Linked DNA regions of Homo sapiens: regions 1 and 2 are each linked to region 3. Evidence: chromatin loops called from intact Hi-C (ENCODE). Cell type or tissue: ascending aorta. All regions are shown on one strand.

Region 1 (5,000 bases), 67 kb before region 3:
TACAGTGAGTGGGGATTGTACATGATGATGCAGGTACCAGGGCTTCCATGGGTGACTGGCACGCAGTCACCTGCTCAACCAACATTAGCTAACATCACCTTCCTTCCCTCCCTCCCTCCGTCCCTCCCTACCTCCCTCCCTACTTCCCTCCTTCCCTGTCTATTTCCTTCCTTCCTTCCTTCTTTCCTTCCTTCCTCATTCCTTCCTTCCTCATTCCCTCCCTCCTTCACTTGGTGCCCAGGATACTATTAGTGCAGAGAGGCATGTGGGTTGATTTCCAAGAGAAGGGGATATACCAGCTGAGTTTTGAGGGTTGTGCAGGAGTGAGTTGGGCAGACATGTCCCAGTGGAGGGATGCCGCAGACCTCACCCTAACTCCACCTGCCCTTGTGGGAGGTTCAGACCACAAGCGTATAAATAAGTAGCTTATTAAAGAATAACTAAGGAGCTGCTAAGTAGGCAGAATGGGAGGGGGCATCTGTACCAATCAATTGCTCCCTGGGAGAGTGGGCTTGTGGTTTTGCAGGGGAGCGAGAATGAGCAGGTTATAGGATCAGTCACAGAGCACTCGGTGTGACTTCACACCTGGGTCATATGGATGAAGCTTGCAGTGATGACATTGATGACAATGATGATAATCCTCACTCATGCACAGAACAGAGCCAGGCACTTTGGAAAGGCTATGAACTCAAGTCCTTTTCACAGCCACCCTCCGGACTTTACAGATAAGGCATAGAGTGGTTAAGTAAGTTGGCCGAGGGCACAGGGCTGCAGGCGGCAAAGCTGGGATTGAGACCTGGGAGGCTGGCTCTAGAATTGGGGCTCTCTGTACTTCACAAGATAAGTGCTTCCTCTCTCTGGGTCTGGGTGCCGGTGGCAGGAAAAAGTGGGAACCCAGACCTCTTTCTGTTCTCCAACTCTGTGGCTTTTTAAATTTCCTATTTACGGGCGAAGCCACTGACGGCCTCCAGGTGTAAATGACATGGACAGAGCGAAAGTGGCGTGGTGCTGTGAGGCTTCCCATGGAATTTCTTCATGCCTACTGCGGTGGAATGGTGCATCTGGCAGCAAACCCAAGAACCGAGGCTGGGACACCCGTCCTGGGGTCTTACTCCTGACACGGCTGCTACCCACAGCAGGGGGCACGATTCCACCCCACACACAGCCGAGGTGCAGCGGGGTGGACAGGAAAGGCCTGCTCTCCGGGAGTGGAGGCTGTGGCCGTCATCCATCCATGATTACAGCTCAGATCTGATGAGCTGAATCCTCCAGTAAGGAACACTCCAGGTCCTCACATCTGAGACATGACCCATGCCCAAATGTAAAGCCTATAAAGACCAAAGCACAGGCCTCCAGAGTACACCCTCATGCACAGGGAACGGTTTCCTCAAGATGTCCTAGAAGCATTGCTGGGTGATTCTGCCTGGGGTGGGGAAAGGGAGAGGCAGTGGCCTCACAGCAACTGGACTCAGACACCCTGGGTTCTAGTCTTTTTTTTTTTTTTTTTTTTTTTTTTTTTTTTGAGACATGGTCTTGCTCTGTTACCCAGGCTGGAGTGCAGTGGCAAGATCTAGGCACACTGCGGGCTCAAGCGATCCTCCTGCCTCAGCCCCTCAGGTAGCCCCGGGACAACAGGCCTCCGTTCTAATCTTGGTGCCATCAGTTACTGGCTGTGTGGCCTCAGTTTCTTTGTCTGCACAATGGGGAGGATTATACACCCCTTTACAGGGTAGCACTGAGGATAAATGTGTGAAGCATTTGAATCAGTGCCTGAAGCTTGGTGGGCTGGTCATACACAGTGAGCTGGGGCTGTGTTTCCAGTGGATCACAGAACGGATCATTTCTACACGTGAGCTTGAGGAAGCCGCTCAGGAAGGCAGGACAGCCTGGCCGCACAAGAGTAGGCCCTGGTGGCCCACTTCAGCGCCCAGGTTTTTTGCCTGCTCTGGCTGGAGGGGCCCCTTTCTCTTTCTTCTGGGCCTTTAATTTGATGAGTATACAGTGTCACTTCTAGAAAGAAGCCAGACCCGGCTGTTTGAAAGGCACGCATCAGAATAAGTTTCTCCATGGGAATTCGAAAAGAAGAAAAGTCGGGGGAGGGAGGGGGGAAGAATAAAAGGAGGGCTTCCCATGCTATAGTTAGCAGTCCCGGGTTGGCGGTGGCATCCTGATTGCAGGGCACTGCCTCCTAACCAGGGCTTCAGAAGGGCAGAGCTCAGCGTGTAATTAAATAAAACCCACTGCACACTGCGGCCCCCTTGTCACTATCCCACTCTTAGGTTTATTTAATAACCTCTGAACTGGGAGGGGAGAATCATCCAGGAAACAGGGCTTGGGTCATTTATTTTAAAATTATTGGTACAAAAATATCCTGGGTGGTGATTTATGTGCAGCCAGGGGGGAGGAAGTCAGGGACTCCCCCTCCGGCCTAGCGTCCAGGCCTCATTTGTCTCCGGCTCTCTAAGTTCCTCTCAGTTTCCATTATGATTTCGAGTCATAGTAGTGACTTTATATCACAAATAAATCTCCAGAATAGCACGGAAATATTATGTGTATTAATAGCGCCTGTAAAAACATCCGAAAACCTCGTATCCGCTGCAAGACGCTCCCCCGGGATTGGGAACAGCCTGGGCCGGCCTAGCAGATGTCTCCCCAGGGGCCGCGCAGGGGCCCCTGCCCGGCGGCGCCCCCAGCCCCAGCCCAGCCCCGGGGCTCTGTCTGTCGTCTGTTTGTCTGTCAGTGCCCCAGCGACCTGTGACCGACACAGTCCCTCCCCTCTCGCCTTCACCGGGAGCAGCGCGGAGGGGGGAGGACTGTCCCCGCCACCAGAGGTGGGGGTCCCTGCCTCCTGCTCCTCGTGCGCCCCTGAGTCCTCCGCAAGCCACTGCCCCTGGGGCGTCCCAGATCCACTGCGGCCGCGCTCGCGGTCCCTCACCCCCCGTGCCGCCCTGGATACTCACCGACTGTGGGGACTTCCCTGGGGGGCAGCCCCTCCAGGCCGATGTCGCCCTCCTGCATGGCGCGTTCGCTGCGCGACTCCGGTGCACCCGGGACCTAGCGAGTCCAGACTAGGGAGCGACGAAGTCACCCCTGGAGGTCTGCGGCGGCTCTGGGGGCCAAGGTCCGAGCCTAGCTCGGGAGGGGACTGTCCCCTCTCTCCTCCCCAGAGGCAGGAGCGAAGCCGCGCGTGCTGTAGCCAAACTTGGCTGCCCTCGCTCACGGCCGCGCCGCTCCTCCCCCTCGGCTTTTTGGTCTGGGGGTCCCGGGCAGACCTCCCCACCCCCCGGGGGTTACCTGCGGACACCGCCCTCGCCCCGCCCCGCGCTCCCCGGACTCCCAGCGAGCGGCGCGGGACGCTGCAGAGGAGCAGCGGCTGGTCCCCAGGTCCCGGCCCGCCCCCGGCCTCCCGCTGCGCGGGGCGCGTCTCCACCGCTCCCAGACCGTCTTATCAGTTGGGGCGGGCAGTGGGGCCCCGAGCGGCCCTGCGAGGTGCACCCCCAGCCAGGGCCCCAGGGAAGGGGTGTTGACTACAGGAGGGGGCCTTGAGCCAGCCCCCGAGAGACGGGCGCAGCCCTGGGCGCGGGGCGGTTCCGTGAGTGGCCCTGGTTCCCGCATCAGAAGAGCGCCCTGGCCCCCTCCCCCAGGCGGCAGGACCCCGACGAATCACTGTCAATTTGTCACACGAGGAGGCTGAAGCCCAGGGATGGAAAGGAGAGCTGGAGGTTACAGGTCACTGGGGTCCTGAACTTGAATCCAGAAATTCGCCTCTGCCCACCCCCCTCCCCTCCCCGGGTTCCCTCCCGCAAGCCACAGCCTGTGCAGAATGTAGAAATCTGGATAAAGTGAGAAGGGTTTCAAAGTGGGGGAATGTCCTGTTATGTGAAGATTCCAGTTAACTGCGGCTAAGAGGACTGGACCCGGGGGTGCATCCAGGGACGAGGCAGGGACTCTGATGCACAGCCTGTCCCCGACCCTTCCTCTTCCCCGCCTCATGGGCTCAGGGCAGGAAGCCGGGATTGCCCCTCTCCAGCCCTGTGGGGTTTAGAAACCAAGGTCTGGACAATTCAGCATCCTCAGAGACAGCAGCAATGTGGGCCCTACGGAGGGCGGGCGTGGGGAACTGCAGTGCCGGCGCCTCCTTGTGTACCCACAAACCTCACACCCCTGACATCTCCAGATAAATACCATAAATTCTCAGGCAGAACTACCATAAACAGAATGCTAAGTGGCTCCGTGACCACAGGAGAGGCCGTGGGGGACAGGGCAGCCGCCTCATCTTTTGAAAGGTCATCTGACAACTTCTGCACCCCAAGGGAGGAGCTGGTTTGGTGCTGAGGACCAGCCCATGCCAGGGACCCTTGGATCACTTGCCAAGGTAACACTTCACCTAGTGCCCAGCTTTGGCTGGGCCCTGAGGGAGACAGACCCGGCTACCCCTGGAGGACAGACCACATCCCCGCGGAAGGCATCTGGATGGAGGAGGAGCTGTCCTCCTCCCCACCAGGCCTGCTGGGATTGGTACCTGAGGACACTGCCCCAGGAGGAAAGCGCTTGCTCTTGAAGCGGCAAACCCACAAAGACATGTTTCCTGCCGGGTCTCCTTCCCCGCCCCCACCTCAGCGCTGTACTGTAAAAGGAGACGAGAGGCAAGATTCCTTCCTCGCATTGAGTCTGAAAGAAAGGTGACCTGCCATTTTCCTTAGCAATGATCTCGTTTCAGTCCGGACTCAGAAATGATCTCGTTTCAGTCCGGACTCAAAATCCCACACAGGCACTCAAGTGGGATTTTATTCTCCGTGGGCGGCAGGCTCACCCTCAGGAGAGCATGCCAAGAAGCCCCGGGACGTGTGCCCCAGGAGGGCAAAAGAGGATGGATGGAAATCAGAGCCTTCCTGGACCCTTGCAGGGGCTACATTCATTTCACAGAACTTTTCCATCTGACCATTGTGCAGAAGTCGAGATAAAAACTCATTTTTCTTGGAAGGGTCTGATAGCCAATG
Region 2 (5,000 bases), 87 kb before region 3:
CCAAAGGTCGCTGGGAAACTGGATATTCACATGCAAAAGAATGAAGCTGGATCCTTACCTTACGCCATATACAAAAGTGAACTCAAAATGGATTAAAGACCTAAACATAAGACCTGCAAATACAGAACTGCTAGAAGAAAACACAGGGCAGAAACTTATGACATGACTTGGCATTGTTTCTTGGATATGAGACCACAGGCACAGGCAACCAAAGCAAAATGAGACTGTATCGAGCTCAAAAACTTCTGCACAGCAAAGGAAATAAACAGAGTGAAACGGCAATTTACTGAGTAGAAGAAATATTTGTAAGGCATATATTTGATAAGGGATTAATATCTAATATATATAAAGAGCTCCTGTAACTCAACAACAACAAAATCAAATACTCTGATTTTAAAATGAGCAAGAGAATTAATAGACATTTCTCTAAAGAAAACACAAATGGTCAAGAAGCACATGGTAAGATGCTCCACATCACTAGTCATCAGGGAAATGCAAAGCCAAACCACAAGGAGATACCACCTCACACCCACTGGGATGGCCGCTATTAAAAAAAGTAATAATAACCCGAAGCATAAAATAACACGTTTGGATGAGGATGTGGACAAACTGAAACATTTGTGTACTAGAGGTGGGAATGTAAAGTAATGTCACTGCAGTGGAAACAGCATGGAAGTTCCTAAAAAAATGAAAAATTGATCCAGTAATCCCATTGCTGGGTGTCTCCCCAAAGGAATTTAAAGCAGGATCCCAAAGAGGCATCTGCACACCTAGGTTCGTTGCAGCGTTATTGGAAATAGCCAGGCAAGGGGTGGAAACAACCTAACTAGTCATCAGCTGATCAATAGAGAAGTAAAATGTGGTCTACCATACAATGAGATATTGTTAAGCCTTAAAAAGAAAGGAGGTGGCCGGGCGCGGTGGCTCACGCCTGTAATCCCAGCACTTTGGGAGGCCAAGATGGGCCGGCGGATCACGAGGTCAGGAGATCGAGACCATCCTGGCTAACATGGTGAAACCCCGTCTCTAATAAAAATACTAAAAATTAGCCAGTTGTGGTGGCAGGCACTTGTAGTCCCAGCTACTCGGGAGGCTGAGGCAGGAGAATGGCGTGAACCCGGGAGGCGGAGCTTGCCGTGAGCTGAGATCGCGCCACTGCACTCCAGCCTGGGTGACTAAGCGAGACTCTGTCTCAAGAAAAAAAAAAAAAAAAAAGAAAGAAAGGAGGTTCTGCAATATGCTACCAGTTGAATGAACTTTGAGGATATTATGCGAAGTGAAGTAAGTCAGATACAGAAAGACAGTTACTGTTGGATTCCACTCATATGGGGTATCTAAAACAACCAAACTCTCAGAAACAGAAAGTAAAATGATGGTTGCCAGGGGCTCAGGGAGGGGGAAGTTGCTGTTCAATGGGTACAGAGTTTCAGTATGCACAGCATCATGTGCATACAGTTAATGCACAGCAATGTGCATACAGTTAATACTATTGTACTGTACATTTAAAATGATTAAAATGGGCCGGGTGTGATGGCTCACCCCCGTCATCCCAGCACTTTGGGAGGCCGAGGCGGGCGGATCACCTGAAGTCAGGAGTTCGAGACCAGCCTGGCCAACGTGGCGAAACCCCTTCCCTACTAAAAATAGAAAAATTAGCCAGACTTGGTGGTAGGCACTTGTGATCCCAGCTACTTGGGAGGTCGAGGCAGGAGAATTACTTGAACCAGAGAGGTGAAGGTTGCAGTGAGCCAAGATCGCAACACTGCACTCCAGTCTGGGTCACAGAGTGAGACTCCATCTCAAAAAAAAAAAAAAAAAAAAAAAAGAAAGAAGAAAGAAAGAAAGAAGAAAGAAAAGAAAGAAGAAAGAAAGAAAGAGAAAGAAAGAAGGAAAGAAAGAAAGTAAGTAAGAAAGAAAGAAAGAAAAGAAAGAAAGAAAGGAAGAAAGAAAGAGTGAAATACAGGCTGTTTGAGAGATCAGCATTTGTAGGCCAGGGTCTGTGTGTGGGGTTCAGGGCAGAGAGCAGAGGTAGGGGAGGTGGGTGGGCAAGCATCATGTCAGCCTGGGCGCGCCCACCCCAGGCAGTCCCTGGACTTGCAAATTTGCTTACAGGGCTGGGGTCAAGTTCAGATAAGGAAGAGCTGTAGGCAGGAAGAAGCCATGAGGGATAAAATGTCATGATGGGAGGGGGAAAACCAGGTTGACAATGGGAACACACGCTTGGGTGGAAGAAAGTTTTAGCATCAAATTGGATGTGAAAGTCCTGGACTAGTTCCTGCTCACTGGACAACATGCCCAGTGGGGAAATTGGCTTGCAGGTGGAGATGGGCATCCTCACTCCTGAGATGGCACATAAGACAGCTGGGTAGGTGTGTTTAGGGACCGGAGCGTGTCTCCACGTAGGTAAGAGCTGAAGATGTCTCTTCCCACAAACGTGGTCATTGGTTGCCTAGCTGGTTACACCTGCCACCCCAGAGTTTGCAAAGCTTGTATGTGTTGGTGTTTATTTCCCCAGACTGGTGCAAAGTGTTTTACAGACTGAAAAGTGGAAATGGATTTATCACTTGGTCCACAACTGTTCTATTGCTGTCAGTTAAAAGAGGAAGAGTCTTCACGTAATTACTACTAAAAATGATCAGAATCCATCCCCAGACAGGACAGACGTCTGCTCTTAACAAGGAGTCAAAAGCCACAGCTTTGGTGGTCGAGATGGAGAGACACTTTAAAGGCTGGACTGTCCCTTCTCGGTCAGTCCCAGGAATTTTTCCATTTTGAATTCTTTGGAGCTGGTAAACTCATTGGATTGGTCAACTCACTTGTGAATCGTGCACAGGAAATAAAATGAGGGGGAGAAAGACATGGCTTTATTTATAGAAACCTCATTTTGCTATTCATCGAATAAATAAACACAACCCACCTCACACTAAAAATATGCCTCTGAAGATCAACAATGAGGCCATGTTTGGCTGACTCCACAGAGGAGCGGAGATTGCAAACCCTAGGAATTTCTCACAGATGTGTCCTAGAATAATTCAGGACAGTGTGCCAACAAGAACGTTTTATTTCCATTGACATTTTAAGCAACATGCCATCTCCTCCCTGGTTCTGAAGCTGGCAGAGAAAAGCCTTATGCTCTGATATATCAGTTTGGGCTGTGTGACTTCTGCCATGTTACTTCACCTCTCTGAACCCCAGCTTCTTCACTTGTAAAATAATGAAAATGATATCAATCTGTGAGGGGATTTGGGTGGAGTAAATGAGAACATAAACACATAATAAAGTTCTAAAGACTAAAGAGATGTTCAGTAGCCAGTGGTGACATTTGTAATGCACCCATGATAAGAATGTTTCTGTCACCAATTTTTTTTTTTTTTTTGAGTTGGAATCTCGCTCTGTCACCCAGGCTGGAGTGCAGTGGCACGATCTCGGCTCACTGCAGCCTGCGCCTCCCAGGTTCTAGCAATTCTCCTGCCTCAGCCTCCTGAGTAGCTGGGATTTCAAGCACCTGCAACCACACCTGGCTAATTTTTGTAGTTTTAGTAGAGACGGGGTTTTGCAATGTTGGCCAGGCTGGTCTCGAACTCCTGACCTCAGGTGATCCACCCACCTGGGACTCCCAAAGTGTTGGGATTACAGGTGTGAGCCACAGCGCCCGGCCTCTGTCACCAATTCTAATTCCCCAAGTCAAGGACTGTTCAAAGGTGCGCTAGTGTAAATCAACCTCACTTGTGCCCACTGTGTTAAATCTCTCCCAGTAGCACTGAAAGCTTATTTGCCAAGTCTAGAAGAAAGCAGGGCAGCCACACAAAAGATATCTCCATTGCTCCACGATATTTTTTGAGGGCAGTGTGATGGAGAAGCCTGTGGCTGCAAGCTCTGAGAGCCAGGAGATGCTGCGTAACGTCGCGACACGCTTTATTCTCATAGCCCCCATCTGACAGTGGCCTGGAACCCTGTGTTCCCACTGTGTGGATTTGAGCACTGGCTCCACCACATCACAACCATGTGAGAGGTTGCCTCACCTTAAATTGGGGAAGGAGCAGTACCTCCCTCGAAGGGCACAATGACTAGTCATGAGATGGTCCCTGTAAAAGTGCACATATAAGCATCCGGCGTGTGGTCACACACAGCAAATATTAGCCATTGTAATTTCTAATAGCTGTATCTTTTTGTAACCTGTTCTTTTTGCACACACTCTCTCTCATGTAACTGTGTTCTGGACTACATCTCACTACTCTAAAGCTCACGTCTAGCACAGACCAGATGCTTGAAAAACATCCAGCCAACAAGATGGGAACACAGCGCTGCCCTTGTGAAGACAAAGTCAGGTGGGGTGCAGGGTGGTGAGACCACTGTGTGAGGACCTGGGGCTTTGGGGGCCGCTGAAGGAGCCCCTGGTGGGCTCCTGGGGACTGGGAAGAGGTTATGAGGGAGGTCCAAAGGGTCGGAGCAGGAGGAAAAGTGCCTCAGGCTGAAGGAGGAGCTCGTGGGTGGTCTGGACGGGACAGTGTGCCTGGATTCTTCCAGAAGTGGGGAGAGGCTGTATGGTTGGCACGTGGAGGCTGGGAGAACATGGCAGGAGCTGAGGGCCAGGATATAGCAGCCTCACACTATTCCCTGTGGGGTGTCCACAGGTAGCCATCCAGTCCCTACTTAGGGTCATTTCTTTTTCACTGTTCTATGTGAAACAGTCTTTATCCACCTGCTCAATCAATTCTGTAGGATATGTTTCTAGGATTGGAGTGATTTGATCAAGTGGTAAACATCTGTTTTATTTACTCCATCCTCTCCATCAATACAATTACCTATCCATCCACCCATTCCATTCATCTACCCATTTATCCATCCATCCATCCATCCATCCATCCATCCATCCATCCATCCATCCATCCACCCATCCATCCACCAACAATTTATTAAGCCCCAGCTCTGTGCTAAGCACTGGACATAAAGGGTGATATGCCCTCCCAGCACAGAGTAAGCTTCCTGCAGCCTGAAGA
Region 3 (5,000 bases):
TCTTGTCTCCCAGTTGGACTGTGAAGCCAGCGAGAGCATGGGGGCCTGGCTGTCCTGCCCCAGCCTTCCTCGGGGTGTCCTGGCTCTGTCCCGTGAGCTGCGTGACACAGGCCCACCCACAAGTGGCGTGACGCAGGCCCAGAGCCACAGGCTGGACAGCTCCACTCCCCAGGACTCACGCCGTGGATGTCACGAAGCTTCACTTGTCTCCACAGAATAAAATCCAGCCCGAGGTCTGGTTCCTCCTGGGGTTCAAGGGACATCCAATCTCTCCCCAGCAGGGGATCAAAGGCCTTGGGTAGGGTTTTTTAACCTGTGGTGCTCTCGGCAGGATGCCCAGAGCCTCCCCCTTGGTCCTGCTGCCTCTCGGTGACTCCCGGTGGCCCCCTCCGGAGAGGCCACAGCCCTTTACCCTCCTCCTTCTCTTGGGACACCCCCTTTCCCAGGCTGAGCCCAGCCTCTCTGGGTCACCCCAGCTTTATTTCTTGTAGGGCAAGCAGATCATTTTATTTTTGACCGAAGGGCTCCTGAAAAGCCAGGATGCCATGAGCAGCCAGGACTTGGCCCTCCCCACCTTCCTAGGGGTGGCAGGGGGTTGGTGTCTCACTGATTACCCGACCTGACCCTAACCTCATGTATTGGAGTGAACAGTGAGTAGGAACTTCAGAGGCAGCTCCGAGTCCTCAGAACACCCTCAGGGAGGCTGTCCTGCCACACTGCACCTTGAGAAGTCTGGAGCCCTGAGTGGCCCGGCCTGCCTGTGTCATGCTGCTGATGGGCAGAGCCAGGGAGCAGCCCCAAACCCCAGCCCAGGCCCTCGCTGAGGAGCACCGGGCTCCCAGGGACTCATCTGAGGGCTGTCCCCAAGCAGAAGGCAGCTTGGGCACTGATAGCCTCTGACAGCCTCCCCCACCCTCCTGCACCTGTGGCTGCTGCAGGCCGCGGTGGGCCCCGCTCCTGGGGCAGCAGGAGGACCCCACCTGGTACCCGCCACATTACCCTATTGATGCCACAGGGCTTCGAATTCATGTCCCCCCGCCCCATGGCTGCAGGTTGGGGCTTCGGAGCTCAGTGGTTGCAGGCCCTGTGTGGCCACATCTACACTGAGGCTGCAGCACTGGGGCAGGGGCAGGTGCACAGACGTTTGTGGGAGGTGGGATCAGGCAATGCCACCCCGTCCATGCAGCTGGTGCATCCCCTGCAGCCCCAGCAGCTGAGGAAAATGTCGAGAAAGGACCTGGACCTCCTGGGGGACTGGCACACGCCAGCTGGAACCACTGAAGAAGCCCCATGGAAGCCGGCTGGGGAGAGGAGGTGGACCTGAGGGAGGACTCACCCCAGGAGGGAGGACTCAGCCTGAAAAGGGAGGACTCACCCAGAAGCGGGAGGGCTTACCCCAGGAGGGAAACTCACCTCAGGAGGGGAACTCACCCTAAGGAGGGGGACTCACCCAGAGGAGGGGGAACTCATCTAGAGGGGGGGGCACTCACCCAGGAGGGGAACTCACCCTGAGGAGGCAGGACTCACCTCAGGAGGGGAACTCACCCAGAGAAGGGAGGACTCACCTCAGGAGGGGAACTCACCCTGAGGAGGGGGAACTCACCCAGAGGTGAGAGGACTCACCCCAGGAGGGGAACTCCGGGTTGAGGAAGGAGGGGTCACCCTAGGAGGGGGAACTCACCCTGAGGAGGACTCACCCTGAGAAGGATGGACTTACCTCAGGAGGGAGGACGCATCCCAGGAGGGGGACTCACCCAGAGGAGGCAGGACTCACTCTAGGAGGGGAACTCACCGTGAGAAGGGAGCATTCACCCAAGGAGGGGGAACTCACCCTGAGGAGGACTCACCCTGAGGAGGGGGAACTCACTCAGAGGCAGGAGGACTAACCCCAGGAGGGAAACTCACCCTGAGGAGAGAGGACTCACCCTGAGAAGGGAGGACTTACCTCAGGAAGGAGGACTCACCCCAGGAGGGGAACTCACCCCAAGGAGGAAGGACTCACCCTGAGGAGGGAGGACTCACTCCAGGCAAGAGCTGGATGGCTGGTGACAGGCCCTGGAGCCAGCAGGGAGGGGCAGCTTTCCTGGGAGCTTGGTGACAAAACAGAGGACTATTCCCAAGAGCCCTGGAGGAGTGTGTACCTGTCTGTGTGTATGCATGTGTGGTGGAGTGTGTGCATGTGGGTGTCTGTGAACTGGTGTGTAAGAGTGTTCCCATTGCACTCATGTTCATGTGAGGACACATTGCACTTATGTGCATGTGAGCAGTAGTGTGTGCCTGTGTGCGTGTATACACGAGTGTGCGGGCACGTGTGTTACTTTGTGCCTGTGTGAGCTGCAGGGAAAGGCGCCTGTGAGTGAAGTGAAGGAGCCCTGGGGCCGAACATAGCACTGGGACTTGGTCACCCCAAGGTGGTGGCACCTCTGGGTCCCTCTCTGCGGGGAGGAAGCATGGGAACCGGGGGGTGGGAGCCGGCCCAGGAGGCCAAGATAGAGTGGCAGGGGAGGAGGGATGCCAAGATGGCCAGCCAGGGAAGAGGGGCGTGAAAGGAGGTGGGCACAGACTCGAGGCCACTGCTCGCTCCAGGGGCTCACAGGAGTTCGCGGTGGGGCCACTCAGATGTCCTTGGCCTGACCCAGGCTGAGAGGTCCGTCCCTCAGGGCCAGGGTTTCGTGACGCCGAGTTAATCCCAGGAGCCCACTCTTCCTTAGGTTTGTAAGAACAAGGAAGTGGGGCCTGGGAGGGCCAGGCAGGCTTTCTCGGCACCCCGTTCCCCATGAACCCGGAGCTCTGTCCTTTGGGGAGCAGCCCCCGCGGGACTCCCAGGAAGGCTCGGCCGGGAGAGGCGATGCTGCCCCCTGGCGGCGGGCCTGGCCCTGTCCCGCTTAGTGGAGTGACTGCCGCGTCTCTCACATTTTCTGTTGCGCAACTTTGCAGCAAGACCCCGGCGAGCTGAAATAGACGGTGCATTATATGCGAAGCCTTCCGGGCGCGAGCTGCCTGATCCCCCGGCCTCGCCTGAGGAGGCTTCTCCATGTGCAGGGGACATTGCTACATTTCATCCCCCACTCCCTCTAAGGCAGGGGCCGTCCGGACGTTTAGAGTGAGGACCCCGTTTCTCAGACTGGTCCTGGTCGCTCTGCCCGTGGATGCCAGAATCCAGATGTGAACCCCAATCTCTCCGCCTGACCCTACAGCCCAACTCTTCACATTGTATCGAGGGCGACAGAGGCTTCCAGGGGGAAAGGCCGTGTCAAACGCCCAGCACCGCAGGGTCACCCTGCCCCTAAGGCACAGTCCCTGGTGGTCCAAGGCCCTGGGGCATCCGGAGCCCGGGCAGACGTCCTCACGGGGTGGGGGTGGGGCGTGCTGAGGGCACCCAGGAAAGGGCCTGGCGTCTGGGACGTCTGGGCTGAGTCTTGGCTCTCCGCTGGGTGGCTGTGTTCCTCTGGCCGAGCGCCGTGGCCTTGCTGAGGCTCTGGGCCGGAGAGCTAAATGCCACGGCCTACCTGGCACCAAGGCTGGCTAGACGCTCCCGCGAGGGTCAGGCTCCTGCTGCAGCCAGTGCTCCCTGCTACAACAAATCCCAGGGGCACCCACTGTGTACCAGGTCGGTGGTCAACCAAATAATGGAACCCCCCACCAGTAATGGAATCCCCCACATCTTAGTGCCCAGGACCTATGAACATGTTCCCTTCCGTGGCCAAAGACATTCTACCGATGTCACGGAGCAAGGATTCTGAGGTGGAGATGATCCCAGACGGTCGTGGGTAACCTCCAGCTTCCTGTAAGAGGGAGGCAGGAGGGAGTCACAGAAAAGATGTGACAAGAAGAAGCGGGGGGGGGGGGGAGAAAGAGAGGAATAGAGGAGAGAGGGAGAGAGAGAGAAGAGAAGGGGGAGAGAGGGAGAGAGAGGGATAGAGGAGAGAGGGAGAGAGAGGGATAGAGGAGAGAGGGAGAGAGAGGGATAGAGGAGAGAGGGAGAGAGAGAAGAGAGGGGGAAGAGAGAGAGGGAGAGAGAGAGGAGAGAGGGAGAGAGAGAGGAGAGAGGGAGAGAGAGAGAGGGAGAGAGAGAAAGAGGAGAGAGGGAGAAAGAGAAAACAGAGAGAGGGAGATAGAGAAGAGAGGCAGAGAAGAGAGAGAGGGAGAGAGAGAAGAGAGGAGAGAGAGGGAGAGAGTGAGAGGAGAGAGGGAGAGGAGAGAGGGAGAGAGAGAAGAGAGGGAGAGACGGGGGAGAGAGAGAGGGAAACGGAGAGAGAGAGGAGAGAGGGAGAGAGAAGAGAAGAGAGAAGGGGAGGGGGCCAGAGAGGGAGAGAGAGAGGAGAGAGGGAGAGAGAGAGAGAGGAGAGAGGGAGAGAGAGGGAGAGGAGAGAGGGAGAGAGAGAGAAATAGAGAGGAGAAAGGGAGAGAGAGGAGGGAGAAGAGAGTGGGAGAGAGAAGAGAAGAGAGAGAAAGAGAGGAGGGGAGAGGGGGAGAGAGAGAGAAGCGGGGGAGAAGAGAAGAGAGGGAGAGAGAGAGAGGGAGGGGAGAGGGAGAGAGAGAGAAGAGAGGGAGAGAGAGAGGGAGAGGAGAAAGAGGAGAGGGAGGGAGAGAGGGAGAGGAGAGAGAGAGGAGAGAGGGAGAGGAGAGAGAGAGAAGAGAGGGAGAGAGAAAAAGAGAGAGGGAGAGAGTGAAGAGAGAGGGAGAGAGGCAGGGCGGAGCAGGGCAGGGCCAGGGCATGGCTCAGGAGAGAGAGGGAGAGGAGAGAAGGAGAGAGAGAGAGAGAGGGAGGGGAGAGAGGGAGAGATAGAAGAGAGGGAGAGAGGGAGAGGGAGAGAGAGGAAAATCTTCCCAGGAGGGGCAGTGCTGCTGACTTTGAAGATGGAGGAAGGGGCCACAAGCCAAGGAGCACAAGCTGCCTCTGGAAGCTGGAAAAGACAAGGCTTGGGTTCTCCTAGACTCTCCAGGAGAAATGTAGCCCTGCAGACACCTTGATTCTAGACTAGTGGCATTCCTTTTTT

What was found. A loop is a pair of places that touch in the nucleus more often than their neighbours do. Peaks named below come from ENCODE experiments on the same cell type or tissue, not always from the same donor. Only the 100,000 strongest peaks of a DNase experiment are listed, where the experiment ranks them.
Region 1: it touches region 3 in a loop (3-fold over the local background); 3 of 110 quality-filtered maps call a loop at or near these places.
Region 2: a loop joins it to region 3, with 3 times the contacts of the local background. A loop is called at or near these places in 4 of 110 quality-filtered maps.

What each region holds. Positions count from the first base shown.
Region 1 is chr11:69,984,127-69,989,126 of GRCh38, reverse strand. It overlaps a transcript of ANO1 not described here. Among named protein-coding and RNA genes, the nearest start is that of LINC02753, 79 kb to the left of the region's middle. RefSeq lists an enhancer at 2,227-3,044. In ascending aorta, no CTCF peak of the experiment used is centred here; a DNase peak (open chromatin) is centred at 2,907; H3K4me3 peaks cover 4,398 bases; H3K27ac peaks cover 5,000 bases.
Region 2 is chr11:70,003,489-70,008,488 of GRCh38, reverse strand. It overlaps a transcript of ANO1 not described here. Among named protein-coding and RNA genes, the nearest start is that of LINC02753, 59 kb to the left of the region's middle. In ascending aorta, no CTCF peak of the experiment used is centred here; a DNase peak (open chromatin) is centred at 2,988; H3K27ac peaks cover 2,814 bases.
Region 3 is chr11:69,916,870-69,921,869 of GRCh38, reverse strand. No RefSeq gene overlaps it. Among named protein-coding and RNA genes, the nearest start is that of FGF3, 100 kb to the right of the region's middle. In ascending aorta, a CTCF peak has its summit at 2,854 (motif pointing left); DNase peaks (open chromatin) are centred at 2,079, 2,329, 2,879, 3,479 and 2 weaker places; H3K4me3 peaks cover 1,207 bases; H3K27ac peaks cover 4,358 bases.